Linked DNA regions of Homo sapiens: region 1 is linked to region 2. A link is a contact called in ENCODE Hi-C or POLR2A ChIA-PET data. All regions are on one chromosome and are shown on one strand. The core of a region is the stretch at or near the end of the contact, and the rest is flanking DNA. Distances in the headings are between cores, read along the strand shown. Region 1 overlaps PTPRG (protein tyrosine phosphatase receptor type G). Region 2 overlaps PTPRG (protein tyrosine phosphatase receptor type G).

Region 1 (7,137 bases), core at 4,229-6,728, 82 kb before region 2:
GATAAAAAATATTTGCAAACCACATATCTGATGGGGTTTGCAAATATCTACTATCTAGAGTGTGTGTAGAACTCTCAAAACTCAACAGTAAAAAGAAATCCAATAAGAAAGTGGGCAAAAGACACAAAGACAGGACAGCAAATGAGCACATGAAAGGATATTCGGTATCATTAGCCACCAGGAAAATGAAAATTGGGACCACACTGAGATATAACTGCATACCTATCAGAATCGCTAAAATAAAAAAATAGTGGTAATACCAAAAGCTGCTGGGGTGGATGCAAAAAAACTGGATCTCTTATGCATTGCTGGTGGGAGTGTAGAGTGGGAAAGGTACTCTGGAAGAGCCTGGCAGTAAAAAAAACTTAAATATACATTTACCATACACCCCAGCAACTGTATTCTGGGGTGACTATCCCAGGGAAGTGAAAACTTATGATCATCCAAAAACGTGTACGCACTGTTAATATTTGACTTTGTAGCAGCTAGGAAGTGAAAACAACCAAAATCTCCCTCAAAAGGTGAAAGATTAAACCAACTGTGGTGCATCCATGCCACAGAATACTACTTTACAATAAGGCCAAGCAAACTATTGGTGCACACAATGACTTGGATGGAGATCAGGGGCACTATGAAAGTCACACACTATATACATATTATATGATTCTATGTATATAACTACTTTTTTTTTTTTTTGGAGATGGGAGTCTCACTCTGTCACCCAGGCTGGAGTACAGTGGCATGATCTCAGCTCACTGCAACCTCCCCCTCCAGTGCCTCAGCCTCCCAAGTAGCTGGGGTTACAGACGCCAACTGCCACACCCAGGCTAATTTTCGTATTTTTAGTAGAGACAAGGTTTCACCATATTGGTCAGACTGGTCTCAAACTCTTGACCTCAAGTGATCCACCCGCCTCAGCCTCCCAAAGTGCTGGGATTATAGGCATGAGCCACAGGGCCCAGCCCAATATTCTCAAAATGACGAAATGAGAGAGATGTAAGACAGATTAGTGGATGCCACCATTTGGAGATAGTAGAGGAAAGGATGTTTGCAATTATAAAGGGGTAGAATGAGGGAAATCTTTGTGACATGGGAATCATCCAGTATCTGGACTTCAGCAGTGGTTACACCATATATGAGATAAAATGTCCACGACCTACAAACATATATTGTGCCAATATCAAACTCCTGGTTTTGATATTGTACTGTAATCCTGTAAGATGGAACCACTAGAGAAAACAAAAAAAGGGGGTATATGGGACCGCTCTGTACTATCTTGGCACCTTCCTGTGAATCTACAATTATTTCAAAATTAAAAGTTAATGGTATTTTTAATAATATATATCTCTTCTAAAGATAATCTAACAGTAGCCATCATTTTTACTTTCTATCCAACCCTTTTTGATAGAAACAAGGACCTCGTAACATGAGAAAATATATATTTAAAGACAATGAAACCATGGGGGTTTCCCTTTTCTTGTTTCACCAAAAATGTGCACATGTATCCTATTTATAATGGTAATACCAAGGGGGAGGGATGGAGGAAGATGAGGGCAGATAAAACTTAGCAACTTCTTAGAAAGATATCTCAACAGATCATCAGGCCATGAAAATTAATGCTGTTGTGACAGTAAAAAGAAAAAAAAATAGAAAAGTCACCATGACTTTAAATCTGTAACTTCCTGTCAATCATCCAATAAAATACTGGGAAATAAAACAAAAGTTTATTACCACACATTACCAGGCCTTTGAACAATGTACCAATTAAAGGATGGATTATATGAATTCTACAACAAAGACATTTCTTGAAAATAAAGGAGACAGGAAATCAGAATAGTCCTAAATATTTGACTTAGACTGAATACTGCATAGTTCTAACCTAGGGTTGGGTCACAAAACCAACTCCTCTAAATTTATCATCGACCTCTGCTCACCCCGAGAAACCCACTCGACAAATAATTTTTTAAGTTCCACTTGTATCTCTCAAATCATTCAAATTAAAACATTACTTTCAGAACTCCAACATCAGTTGGCACCTTTATAAAGTTCTTAAGAACAGAAAATACATTTCCATGATTGAATAACTATGTATTAGGCATCCTGTGTGCCAGATAGTACACCCCGTCTGAAGGAAAATTTTAAAAGGCAGTTTAAAAATTTAACCAAAATAAACAGACATAACATAAAATTCACCGTTACTCATTTCCTAACAAAAATTACAATTTCACTTTGAAGTTATAGTACTGAAATTAAAGGAAAACAGGACTAGAAATTTGATACTGACTTTCATATTTTATATAGTTGCTTTAAATATAAGCCTTGCAGGAAGACTTATGCATAAACAGAGTTCCAAAAGCCCAATTCTAATTCTAGCAAGTGGGCTGGATGCCCCATCCTGTATCTGATCCCCACCCTTATCCAGACTGCTTCCTCTGCTACATCAAAATCAATTTAGTGTCCAAATTTCCCTTCAGCTCAACTGCAAACTTTGCTATAATTTGAATGTATCCCCCAAAGTTCAGCTTTTAGAAACTTGATCCCTAATGCAGTGGTGTTGAGAGGTAGAGCCTAATGAACGTATTTGGCCCACGGGGGCATCAGCCTCATGAATGGATTATGAAGGGAGAGAGTTCATTATAAACAGACTAGTTTGGCCCTCTTTTGTGCATGTGTGTGTGTGTGTGTGTGTGTATTTGTTTTGCCCTCTCTCTTTGCTCTTCCACCTTTCGCTATGGAAGGACAGAGCAAGAAAGCCCTCACCAGACGCCAGCCCCTCCATCTTTGACTTCCCAGCCTCCAAAACCATAAGACAATAAATTTCTGTGCCTTATAAATTACTCAGTCTGTGGTAATCTGTTACAGCAGCACAACACAGATTAAGACAAGCTCAAGGGCCCGAATTGGTCTACTCCTTTTTCTCCTGGTCTCGATGCAACACTTCATGTTGCTGCATCTTGCCATACTAAGGAGAACCACTCTAAAGCTAAATCTGATCCACAGATGACAGAGCAGAAAGTCAGAAACAATATGAGGTTCCAGTGAAGTTCACTGGTCGCTGATTGTCTGGAAATACACTACTTCTGGATCTCCAGTATTTATACTAACTTATTTCTTTATTTTCTCATTGTTCTGAGTTGGGTCTTCCCTTACTTGAACCGAGAGCATCCCAGGTGACACATGGATTTTGCTTACATGGCAGCCCTAGCCAGGGGATGACCTCTATGGATTTTAAGGGAAAAAAAAGTTCTCCAGGAACTTTTTGACTTAGGAAAATATGCAGGACATGGTGTTAAATATGAAAAACAGGACACAAAGCTAATCCAAAAATATAATGTTCTTCTTGTTAAATTATTGTATAATATTCCATCTTACAGATGGTCAAACCCCATCAGTTGGCTGATGTGACTTTGTGCAAGTTAGAAAAGGTACTCCCTTCTCTAGACACATCTCTACCATCTTCCAGGATAAAGGCCCAATAACTGTACTCAATTGCATAGTGTCTCTGTAGTGAATGGTACATCTTTGAGTTTGTAAACATCTCTACTGGAGGCACCTGTAACCCAAACTTCTAGGAAGCCACTGTATCCTTGAACTCATCATCAAATATCAAATGGTTAACAGCACAATCAAAACTGATGATACTATATTACTTAAAGCGCTAAAATAGTTCAGGTTGCAATTCTAATGTAGTCACCCACCTGGAACAGTAATCAATTCTCAAGTAGTACCAGAGAGTGGCCAGTGACCAGAAACAGAAATGTACAGTAATTCCAGCTAGGGAAGAATCAACACTGAAGGGTAAAATTTGGTGCAAATTTATTATGCTTGGTTAAATTTACAATGCAGTTGAAAGGCAAGAAGAAGTTAAATAATCCTGTAAGACAATCACCAGAGAGATGTCTGATTAAGTGCCAGCAAATAGAACAGACAATAAATTAAAATTACAAGCAAGAAGAGTGGACTTAAAGACATCACAGCTAAAATACTTACATAATCAAGGCCAACGCAGCAGAAACAAGTGACAAATCTAATCGTCTAAGTTATAATGGCCAGTGTTTTGCCACTGGATAATATTTCTAAAGCCTCTAACTGCATTTTCCATTGGCGGGGATTAATCCATCAATGGAGGTCAGCTTTAGAAATCTAGCTACATCAGAAATACAGGTCTCTCTTCCAGTATTATTTTAATGTACTCAATCAATGTGTACTTTGCACCTGCCATATCCTGCACATACAGCAGTGAAATAAACTGACAGAAGTTCTTGCCATCCAAACCTCATCTATGATATCAGAAGTCAGGACGGTAGTAGCCCTTGAAGTGGGAAGAGGGGAGCATGGGGAGACCTTCGGGAGTGATACTGTTTTTTCATCTGGGAGTTGGTTACATGGCTGTGTTCAGATATTGTGATTATTCATTGAGCGGTTCACTATAATGCATGCATTTTTCCACATGCATGTTACAATTAAATACGAGTTTAAAAATTCCCGTTGGCCGGGAGTGGTGGCTCACACCTGTAATCCCCACACTTTGGGAGGCCGAGGCAGGTGGATCACTTGAAGTCAGGAATTCAAAAGCAGACTGGTCAACATGGTGAAACCCCACCTCTCCTAAAAATACAAAAATTAGCTGGACGTGGTGGTGCATGCCTGTAATCCCAGCTACTCGGGAGGCTGAGGCAGGAGAATTGCTTGAACCCAGGAGGTGGAGGCAGTGGTGAGCCAAGATCCTGCCACTGCACTCCAGCTCCAGCCTGGGGGACAGAACAAGAATGTGTCTCAAAAAAAAAAAAAATTCCCTTGTCATCATGGTGTTTACCCCCTAAGCAGGACGGAGGAGGGATAAATAATGAACAAGATAAAGTAAAACATATAGAATGACAAATGGTGCCCAGGAGAAAAAAAGTAGGGAGAGGACATAGGACAAGTCAGGACTGCACTGTAAAGTGAGCAAGAGCGGCCAGCAAAGGCCTTAGGAAAATGTGACATTTGAGCAAAGACTCACAGAAGCAGTCAAGAGCAAGTTGGGTCTCAGAAAAGAACGTTCCAGGAAAGGGGAGAGCAATTACAAAACAGTGAGGCACAAGGGTGTCTGGGAAGTGTGAGGAACAGCAAGAAGTCCAGGGTCGCTAGAGCAGAGTGAGTGAGTGATGATCAGACTCAACCTAACTGTAAGCCCTGCTTTTCCAAACCCCAACCACACATGGCCTCAATTCAGAGAGACTTCAGAATTGATTAACATAACTTCTGGGAGGAAGAAACAGGATGAAGGATTGAGAAAACGGAAAAGGGAGGGTAAGGAACCATAATAGGAAAGGGCCAGCCACCAGTTAGGTTTATTCCACCTTCTCCCTGTTCCCTTTCTCTGCCACTGCCAAGCCTGCTGACAAAGACACCACCGAAGGCTGTATCACAGAGGAAAACTGGCAGTGGGGAGACCCGGGAGAGCCAAGAGTCACTACAAAGGACAGAGAGGAGGGGCACATCCCCTGAGTATGCACTCCCCACACACTTTAGCAAGAAAAGACCTCGACACCAGTCATCCCCACAACTCCCAGTTAGAGGCCCAAGGCGCAGGGGCTTGATAAATACTTGAGAACACCTGCAGTCTTCTCTGTTAATTAAAAAAATTAAGCCCAGGGCCTTTCCTCGATTACATCTTCATAGAAAATACAAGTCAACGAACAAATTCCTTCTCCCAAATTTCTACAATTCATATCCAATTGCCATTCTTCTCTCTCCATTGTAAGATCGTACAGTTTCACAGCAGGCAAAGCAATACAATGTCTCATGTCTGGAATCCTTGCTGTTTGGGAAAGCTTTTACAAGAGGAGAAGTGGAAATCCTTGCCTAAAATGAGGTTTGGGAATTTCTACTGGCTTTTAGTGAGCCAGGTGATGGCTGGTATATGTACCATTCTTGATGGATTGTTGGGGACAATCCATTAAGTCAACAAAGCTATAAGAGGTACAAATTCAATGTCGATTGTTTATCCCCTTTCAACTTAAGAACCAAACTCCAAATTCACTGTGTGTGTGGCAATTCAATGACTCCTGGGAAGTCAATAGCATTGAACTTCATGCTTCTATTACAAATGGGAAAGGACTAGATGAGGGCAGGGCACCAGGCCAAAAAGGTTATCAAAACCTTTCTGCAAAGTCCAATTCTATCCAGCGAAATCATCAGCCTGTCTTATGAGTCTCTGGGCCACTTCAAGTCCCTGGTTTCTAATTGCTTTAAAAAAGTTACTAAGTTACAGTAGCACAGAAGATGGCACACAGGCTGCTTTTGGAGATACGGTTTTTCCTGATTTTGTTTCAAAGCAACAGAGACACAGGCAAAAACCTCCTTCTGTGCTTTCTGCTCACTCCCATAACTAATATAAAACAGTCTCAGATTTTAAAACTAACGGATGGTCACATCACAATGTCACAATGTCACATGATTGTGTAGTCTTTTAACCCGCTGAAGCCAAGTATGTGTTAAAGTGGATCCACACCTTCTCCAGCATACAGTTTCAATCAACCTGGCATTTTTCCATTCATTTCTATGGACCATCACAGCTTGTTAAAATGAAAATTAGCTAAGAATATAAAATGAATTTTTAAAACTAAAGCAATGTCAATGATCTAACAAATTCTTCCCTGAATGAAGTTTCCAAATCTGTCTTGGTTCTCTGAGTCTGCGTTTTTTTTTTTTTTTTGGTTTTTGTTTTTTTGTTTTGTTTTGTTTTGTTTTAGACAGGGTCTTGCTCAGTCACCCATGCTACAGTGCAGTGGCATGATCTTGGCTCCCTGCAACCTCCACCACCCAGTCAAGCAACTCTCCTGCCTCAGCCTCCCAAGTAGCTGGGACTACAGGTGCCCGCACCACCATGCCCGGCTAATTTTTTTATTTTTAGTAGAGACAGGGTTTCACCATGTTGGCCAGGCTGGTCTCAATCTCCTGACCTCAAGTGATCCACCCACCTTGGCCTCCAAAGTGCTGGGATTATAGGTGTGAGCCACCATACCCAGTCGAGTCTTAGTTTTTACAAAGCTATATGTCTGGGTGAAACAGTAGCTTAATATGTTCTAATACCTACAATAAAACACAAATCTTTTGGTATTTATTTTTATTTTTATTTTTAAAGACAGGGTC
Region 2 (7,638 bases), core at 2,620-5,119:
AAAAACATATCAGTAAAATGGGTGGCATGGAGAGAAGGCAAGGAGAAATACACATGTGAAAACTTTCTCTCCCCCAAGTTAATAAAAATAATTATTGCTTAACAAACTACTCACTATTCCTGCAGTCCACAGGATAACCATGTGCTGGGCGTCTTGCCCTCCCGAGATTTCCACTTTGTTCCCCAATAGAAACATCCCATAAGGACAGGGACTTCATCTGTTTCCATTCACTGCTGCATCCCCAGAGCCAAGAACAATGCTTGATGGTGGGTATTCTATATATATTTCAGGGAGGGAGGGGGAGGAAATCTGGAGAGAGGAGGAGGAAGGAACGGTGGAGGGGGAGGTAGGAATTTTATTTGTTTCACTAGAACTGAGAGTATTTAAGAGCTAACAGGCTACTCCAAGGAGTTGATGATCAAAGAGTCAAGCTTCAGATTATTCTCTGTAAATATGCCTCTAGTTGCATGTAGTTAGAAGATAACCTGCCTGGACATCTTCTAGCCGAAGCTCGAAGAATCTTCTCCTGATCTCCTCCTATCTCCACACCAAGTTCCTCAGAGGCACCTCAAACAGCAAGGGGCACCATGCAATCCAACAGTTTCTCTTCTGATGGGCAAACACCTTCCCACTTAAAACACTGAGGGAAGAGAAAAGAAACTCTAAAGGCTGTGGCCCTGTACTCCAGATCCATTATATTCAGAAAGTGATCCAAGAAGAAACCAGAAGTAGAAACGTGAAATATCCAAAAGCAAGTGGATCTTGATTAAATTACTACATTGCCTTTTAAATAACTGCAGTTTGTGTTAGACTTCGTTTCTTTAAACCTGAAAGTCCATTTTGCATCATGAAAAGGGTGAAGACTGCTTAATGGCAACCATTAGACTCTGATCAGACAGCTCAGACCCTTGCTAGCCACAAGGCTTTTAAAACAGCTAACATCTTTCCTTTAAGACATTTGCTTCATCTGTTAAATGGGATAAGAGTACCTCCCTTTTGGGGTCTTACGGGGATTAAATATGGTAATGTGCAAAAAGCACCTGGTATAGAGCCTGATCCTTGGTTTATGTTCTACAAGTTGTGTTCATCAGGAGAAAGAAGAGGAGGAGGAGGAGGAGGATCAACACATATACACTGGAGAGAAAGCCCATTTTAGTGTTGGAAATGGCCCCAGGTGTATACCCCAGGACCTACTCTGATCTCTCCAGAGGGCGGCTTTCATTTTGGGAAAAGACTGATTGTTGTCTGTTCTTTGCCCATCAACTACATTTCTCCCTTAAGGATGCTATGAATTTTCATGTTCACATAAAGCACTCAATCAGGAAACCAAGCTGTCAATCATGGACAATGGGCAGGACTCTTAAGAGGGTAGATCAAGAAAGGAAAATATCTGGCTGGTAAGAGTTTAAAGCAAGAGGCAAAGCAGTGAAAGTCTCCAGTGGAATGCAAACCCAGTTAAAGAGAAACGTAGTGTCTGTAATGCTTTCAAAGGTATATACCACTCCATACTTAGTATGTGTTGAGTTTTTATTGAATGAAAAACAGAATAGGAAAAAGACAGGGACACCCACTTTCAACACTCCTATTCAATATAGTACTGAAAGTCCTAGCCAGAACAATCAGGTAAGAGAAAGAAAGAAAAGGCATCCAAATAGGAAAAGAAGTCAAACTATCTCTCTTCACTGATATGACTGTATAACTAGAAAACCCTAAAGACAAACGCTCCTGGAACTGATAAACAACTTCAGTATGAAGTTTCGAGATACAAAATTAATGTATAAAAACCAGTAGCATTTCTATAGACCAATAATGTTCAAGCTGACAGCCAAATCAAGAACGCAATCACATTTACAATAGCCACAAAAAAGAATAAAATACCTAGGAATACATCTAATCAAGCAGGTGAAAGATTGCTACAAGAAGTACGAAATACTGCTGAAAAAAATCACAAATGACACAAACAAATGGAAAAACCTCCCATGCTCATGGATTGGAAGAATCAATATCGTTAAAACAACCATATTGCCCAAAGCAATGTACAGATTTAACACTATTCCTATCAAACTACCAATATCATTTTTCACAAAATTAAAACAAAAACTATTCTAAAATTCATATGGAACCAAAAAAGATCCCGAATAGCCAAAGCAATCTTAAGCAAAAAGAACACAGTTAGATGCATCACATTACTTAATTTTAAACTATGCTATAAGGCTACAGTGACGAAAACAGCATGGTACTATTACAAAAACCAACACATACACCAATGGAACAGAATGGAGAACCCAGAAATAAAGCCATACATTGATAGCCATCTGATCTTCAACAAAGTCCACAAAAATAAACAATAGGGAAAGGATTATCTATTCAATTAATGATACTGGGATAACTGGCTAGCCATATGCAGCGGAATGAAAGTGAACACCTCCCTTTCACCACATATGAAAATTAAGATGGATTAAAGATTTAAATGTAAGATCAGGAACTATAAGAATCCTAGAAGAAAACCTAGGAAACACCATTATAAACATCAGCCTTGGAAAAGAATTTATGACTAAGTCCTCAAAAGCAATTGCAATAAAAACAAATACAGACAACTGGACCTAATTAAACTAAAGGGCTCTGCACAGCAAAAGAAAAATATCAGCAGAGTAAACAGACAACCTTCAGAATGGGAGACAATATTTGCAAATATGCATCTGACCAATATCTAATATCCAGAATCTATAAGGAATTTAAACAACTGAACAAGCAAAAAACAACCTTATTAAAAAGTAGGCATGGCAAGGCTGGGCACGGTGGCTCACGCCTGTAATCCCAGCACTTTGGGAGGTCAAGGCAGGCAGATCACTTGAGGCTAGGAGTTCAAGACTAGCCTGTTCAACATAGGGAAATCCCTCTACCCCAAAAAAAAAAAAAAAAAAAAAAAAAAACTAGCCAGGCATGGTGGTGTGTGCCTGTAGTCCCAGCTACTTGGGAAGATTTTTTTTTTCAATTCTATGATAATCTAAAAATAAAATATTCCCATTTATGAACAACAAGCCAGGCAAGAACCCTGATAACTGGCAATCAAAAGAGACTTGCATGTAAACCTTAGGTTTACCTTATGTTTGTTGGGTTTGGTACAATTCACAGGGTTCTTGCAAGGTGCTTTCCCCTTTGAAAAGGGGTCTACACATTACTTAAATGGAGAGATGCTGCTCTACAGCAAGGTCCTGAAATTCTGCTTAACATAACAGGAAAAAAAAAACTACATACAAATATTAAATATCCTTCTAGTGGGTGCTCTTAAATACTAAAAAGAAAAAAATCAGTGTCATTTCTATATCAGCATCTGAAGAGAATTAGCAAGAAGCCTTTTTGGTTTTTATAAGGCCACTTGGGAATACCTGCAAATAATAACTTTGTACCACGATTTGGAAAACAGCAGTTGAAGAGTTAACAAGTCTAAGGACAACAGACTCCTTTTTAAAAGATAACCAAGAATTTTTTTTGTAATTACGTCCTTAAAATTCCAAAAGTGAGTCACAGTTCCAAGTGATAAGTGGAATCCGATTATCATGCTAAGATTACACACAGTTCTCTTAACGAGATCCAGTCTGAATAAATAATAATTCACAGACATGAATGGTAAGATGGCTATGCTCATCTCTCAACATATCACTCACTTGGTCGGTGAGGTTCTCAAAGGGCTGGGCTGGGTTTGTAGGCAGGAGTTTCCTGGGCAGCAGAGTTTAAATGTGACTGATATCTCTGTTTCTGGTGCATGGCCAACAACGATAAACACACACACACAAATCCACAGTTGGCAACACTGGTGAGGACAGAGGCGTGGAAGCAATGCGACGCAACCCCGGTGGACTCCTAAGAAGTCTACAGTTCCCGCAGGTGTGTGCTCCGGCATCACAAACAACTTCGCTTCCGTCTGAAACTGAAACCTGAAGGGAACAAGCCTTGGAAGGAACAGAAAGCGTTCTGCTTGATCTGCACAGTCTCAGTTTTGACATTCAGAAAGCCACAGAAAGTTCTCTGGCCTCTGTTTTCATCCTTGAAATCCAGCCCTTACCAACATGCCCAGCACATGATGGTGTATTGTGGGGACTGCTTCACTCAGTCCTCTCAAAAACCTTATGAGGTTAAGTCCTTCTACTATCCGCATTATCCAGATGAGAAAATTACCCAAGTTAACCTTCAAGTCATTTGCCAAAGGTCATTCTGATAATAAGTGGGACAAGAGCCAGAATTCAAATTGTAGTCTGAGCTGCTGGATGTCACAACTAACTACCTGACCAGAGATAGGCAACTGACATGAATAATTCCATAATGCCAGGACATCTTAGTTCTGGTACAAACATAAGGATTTTTAGAATTGAAAATATTGCATATGAATATAAAAATGTGTTAGTCCGCCAACTCCACACAGAACAATGGCTAAGAGAAGACTCTCTTTCCTCCACAGCAATAAGCTATGTGGCAGAGAGGCCACACCACTCAGCAATCAGTATACTGATCACTGACATGGATGAGGACAGAGAATGGAGATTTAACCAATTGGCATAGTACCCAAGGTTGAAATGAACAAATCATATGATCAATCAAAGAATCAAAATTTCAAACTTCCAGCAAGGCGGAACCAGACTAATACCAACAGTATGAGATTTTACCAAGTAAAATACTACATGAGATTAATCAAAAAATCATCACAGTGCAGGAGCAGACAGAGCAGTGTTTCATACAAAAAAAAAGCATTTGAAACAAATGTTTAGATCAGCACTATTCATGATAGTCAAAAGTGGAAACTACCCAAATACCCATAAAGAAATGAGAGTATAAACAAAATGTGGTATATCCATAGAGTGGACTTTTATTTGTCCATAAAATAAATGAAGTATTGATACAACAAGGCTGGGCGTGGTGGCTCACGCCTGTAATCCCAGCACTTTGGGAAGCCAAGGCAGGCAGATCACTTGAGGCCGGGAGTTCGAGACCAGCCTGACCAACATGGTGAAACCCAGTCTCTACTAAAAATACAACAAAAAAAGTACTGATACAACAAGATAGATGAACCTTGAAAATATTTTGCTAAGTGAAAGAAGTCAGACACAAAAGGCCACCTATTAAATGAAATGTCCAGAATAGGCGAATTTATAAGATAGTAATTAGTAGATGCTTAGGGCTGGAGGTGTTTAACGAAAATAGGTAACTGCTAATGGGTATAAGGTTTCTTTCGGGTATAATAAAAATGTTCTAAAATAAGATCATTATACAACTCTTTGAATATATGCAAAATACTTTAAATGAGTAAACTGTATACTATATGAATTCTATCTCAATAAAGCTGTCACCAAAAGGGAAAAAAAGCAACTGGAGCATTTAGTTGTCTGTGTGTTTTCAGACAGCAATATACAGTACTTTAGACGATAGGAAAGCTAAACTGACCTTCAGGATAGCTCAAATTTAGGAAGAATTTATGCAAGAATGAAAAATGTTGTCACCATGAAGTGGTGAGCTCTCCAGTTATTAGAAGCATTCAAGCAGAGGCTATCTAACTGTTGGTCAAGAACACTACTAATTTCACAGATTCTTGGGATTTGGAAAATAAAACACACTATCAAAAAGATGTGTTTCCATTTAGGGCTGAGAGCTCTAAGGAACCATCTCTGAGATACCAAAACTCTAATATTTTTCATGGATGACATTTACGTGACTGAGGAATTAGTAAATAAATTAGAAAATGTTCAAGAGTACAAAATGTGGAGATAGGCTACCTGGAATCAAATCCATAGGCCATCTAAGCCTTAGGGAAGCAATCAGCCTAAGACTCAAGCTTTCTGTTTTGTAAAAAGAAGTCAACAATAATAATAGTATTAATAATATAGGCTAAGTGCAGTGGCTCACATGTGTAATCCCAGCACTTTGGGAGGCCAAAGCTTGAGCTCAAGAGTTTGAAACCAGCCTAGGTAACATGGTGAAACCCCACCTCTACAAAAAAATACAAAAATTAGCCAGGCGTGGTGGTGCATGCCTATAGTCCCAGCTACTCAGAAAGCTGAGATAGGAGGATCACTTGAACCTGGGAGGCCAAGGTTGCAGTGAGCTGAGATCATGCCGCTGCACTCCAACCTGGGTGATAAGAGTGAGACTCTGTCTCTAATAATAATTATTATTTATATATATAATATATATATAAATTAATACTTTATAGGGTAATTGGTAAAAACTAAACAGCATAATGATAAGGCCTTTCTCATAGCATTTCATTGGAACAAGATTTTTAGCAACTCCATGACAGCTTGATTTTCGCCAACTCATTTTATTGGATTTTATTTTAACATTAAGAATAGAAGTCCCATGCAACCAAATCATGCCTGTAATATGGCTGTTTGACAGGCTCCATCAAGTAGAAGTTAAGTCTTTATTGCATGCTCAGGAAGTCCATATGTGAATTTAACAAGGTCTCAGCTTTCCTTCAAACCTTGTCTATTACAAATACAGACTTTAGATATATTCTCACTTTGAGATCACTTACACTGTCGACTATTTGCAGGGCAAACGAATGCAATCAAACACTGAAGTGTCAAGGAGATTAGAGAACTGCCAAGGTCTGAACTATATCAACAGCTTGAAATCAGCTCACTCAACAGTGTTGTGACAGTATTACACTGGCAAAACAAACACAGCATATCAGATATGGCATCACATTCCAGCAGTTTATTTCTCAGACTTATAGAGAAACATCCCATCATTACAGTTGTTCCCAGAGGATAAGCACAGGCATTCTTCTCGGTTAACTCTGTAACAAATGCTTAGTGACCTCACAGGAGAAGAGGGGAAACTTTCAAACCTCTGCTGAGTGGTGGTCAAGAAGTTCTGTCCTGCTACCTGCTTTAAAAAGAACTGTAGCCTAAAAGTTTAGGTTTCCACAGAAAAAGCATTTGATAAAATCCAACACAACTTCATGGTTTAAAAAAAAAACACACACACACAGCCGGGCACGGTGGCTCACGCGCCTGTAATCCCAACACTTTCGGAGGTCAAAGTGGCAGATCGTGAGGTCAGGAGTTCGAGACCAGCCTGGCCAACATACTGAAACCCCGTCTCTACTAAAAATACAAAAAAATTAGCCGGGCGTGGTGGTAGGCACCTGTATCCCAGCTACTTGGGAGGCTGAGGCAAGAAGAATCGCTTGAACCTGGGAGGCGGAGGCTGCAGTGAGCCGAGATCGCACCACTGCACTCCAGCCCAGATGACAGTAGGAGACTCTGTCTCAAAAAACAGGCAGTTTGGTGGCTCACACCTGTAATCCTGGCACTTTGGGTATTTTTGCTTCAGTAAGAAATTAATGTATATAGATCATATGGCACACAGATCTCTTGAGGCCAGGCGTTCAAGAACAGCCTGGCCAATATGGCGAAACCCCATCTCTACTAAAAATAAAAAAAATTAGCCAGACATGGTGGCACACTGCTGTAATCCCAGCTACTTGGGAGACTGAGGCATGAGAATCGCTTCAACCCAGGAGGTGGAGGTTGCAGTGAGCTGAGATCACACCACTGCACTCCAGCCTGGGTGACAGACTGAGACCCTTTCATAAAAAGAACAAAACAGCAACACCAAAAAAAAAAAACCACTCGACAA

Evidence for each region. A loop is a pair of places that touch in the nucleus more often than their neighbours do. ChIA-PET counts read pairs that join two places held with the same protein, here RNA polymerase II (POLR2A). Pooled maps may share reads with other maps.
Region 1: a loop to region 2 is called in a map of GM12878, with 2.3 times the contacts of the local background. The contact joins two enhancer-like sites. A Hi-C loop is called at or near these places in 4 of 168 maps with a recorded cell type or tissue (Caco-2, DLD1, GM12878 and 1 more), 7 of 37 single-sample maps with no recorded cell type and 3 of 50 pooled maps. POLR2A ChIA-PET finds 5 or more read pairs at or near these places in 1 of 52 experiments (WTC11).

The regions. Positions count from the first base shown.
Region 1 is chr3:61,717,777-61,724,913 of GRCh38, reverse strand. The region is part of intron 1 of PTPRG (protein tyrosine phosphatase receptor type G); the gene reads right to left. Among named protein-coding and RNA genes, the nearest start is that of PTPRG, 160 kb to the right of the region's middle. Within about 2 kb of position 5,478, at least 2 of the 41 ENCODE cell types and tissues checked have a DNase peak (open chromatin) inside an H3K27ac peak, as active enhancers do.
Region 2 is chr3:61,633,887-61,641,524 of GRCh38, reverse strand. All of the region lies in intron 1 of PTPRG (protein tyrosine phosphatase receptor type G), which reads right to left. It overlaps LOC124909388 (a long non-coding RNA gene), which reads right to left. Exons shown (of 2, transcript XR_007095940.1): 2 at 6,692-7,638. Among named protein-coding and RNA genes, the nearest start is that of PTPRG, 76 kb to the right of the region's middle. Within about 2 kb of position 3,869, at least 16 of the 41 ENCODE cell types and tissues checked have a DNase peak (open chromatin) inside an H3K27ac peak, as active enhancers do.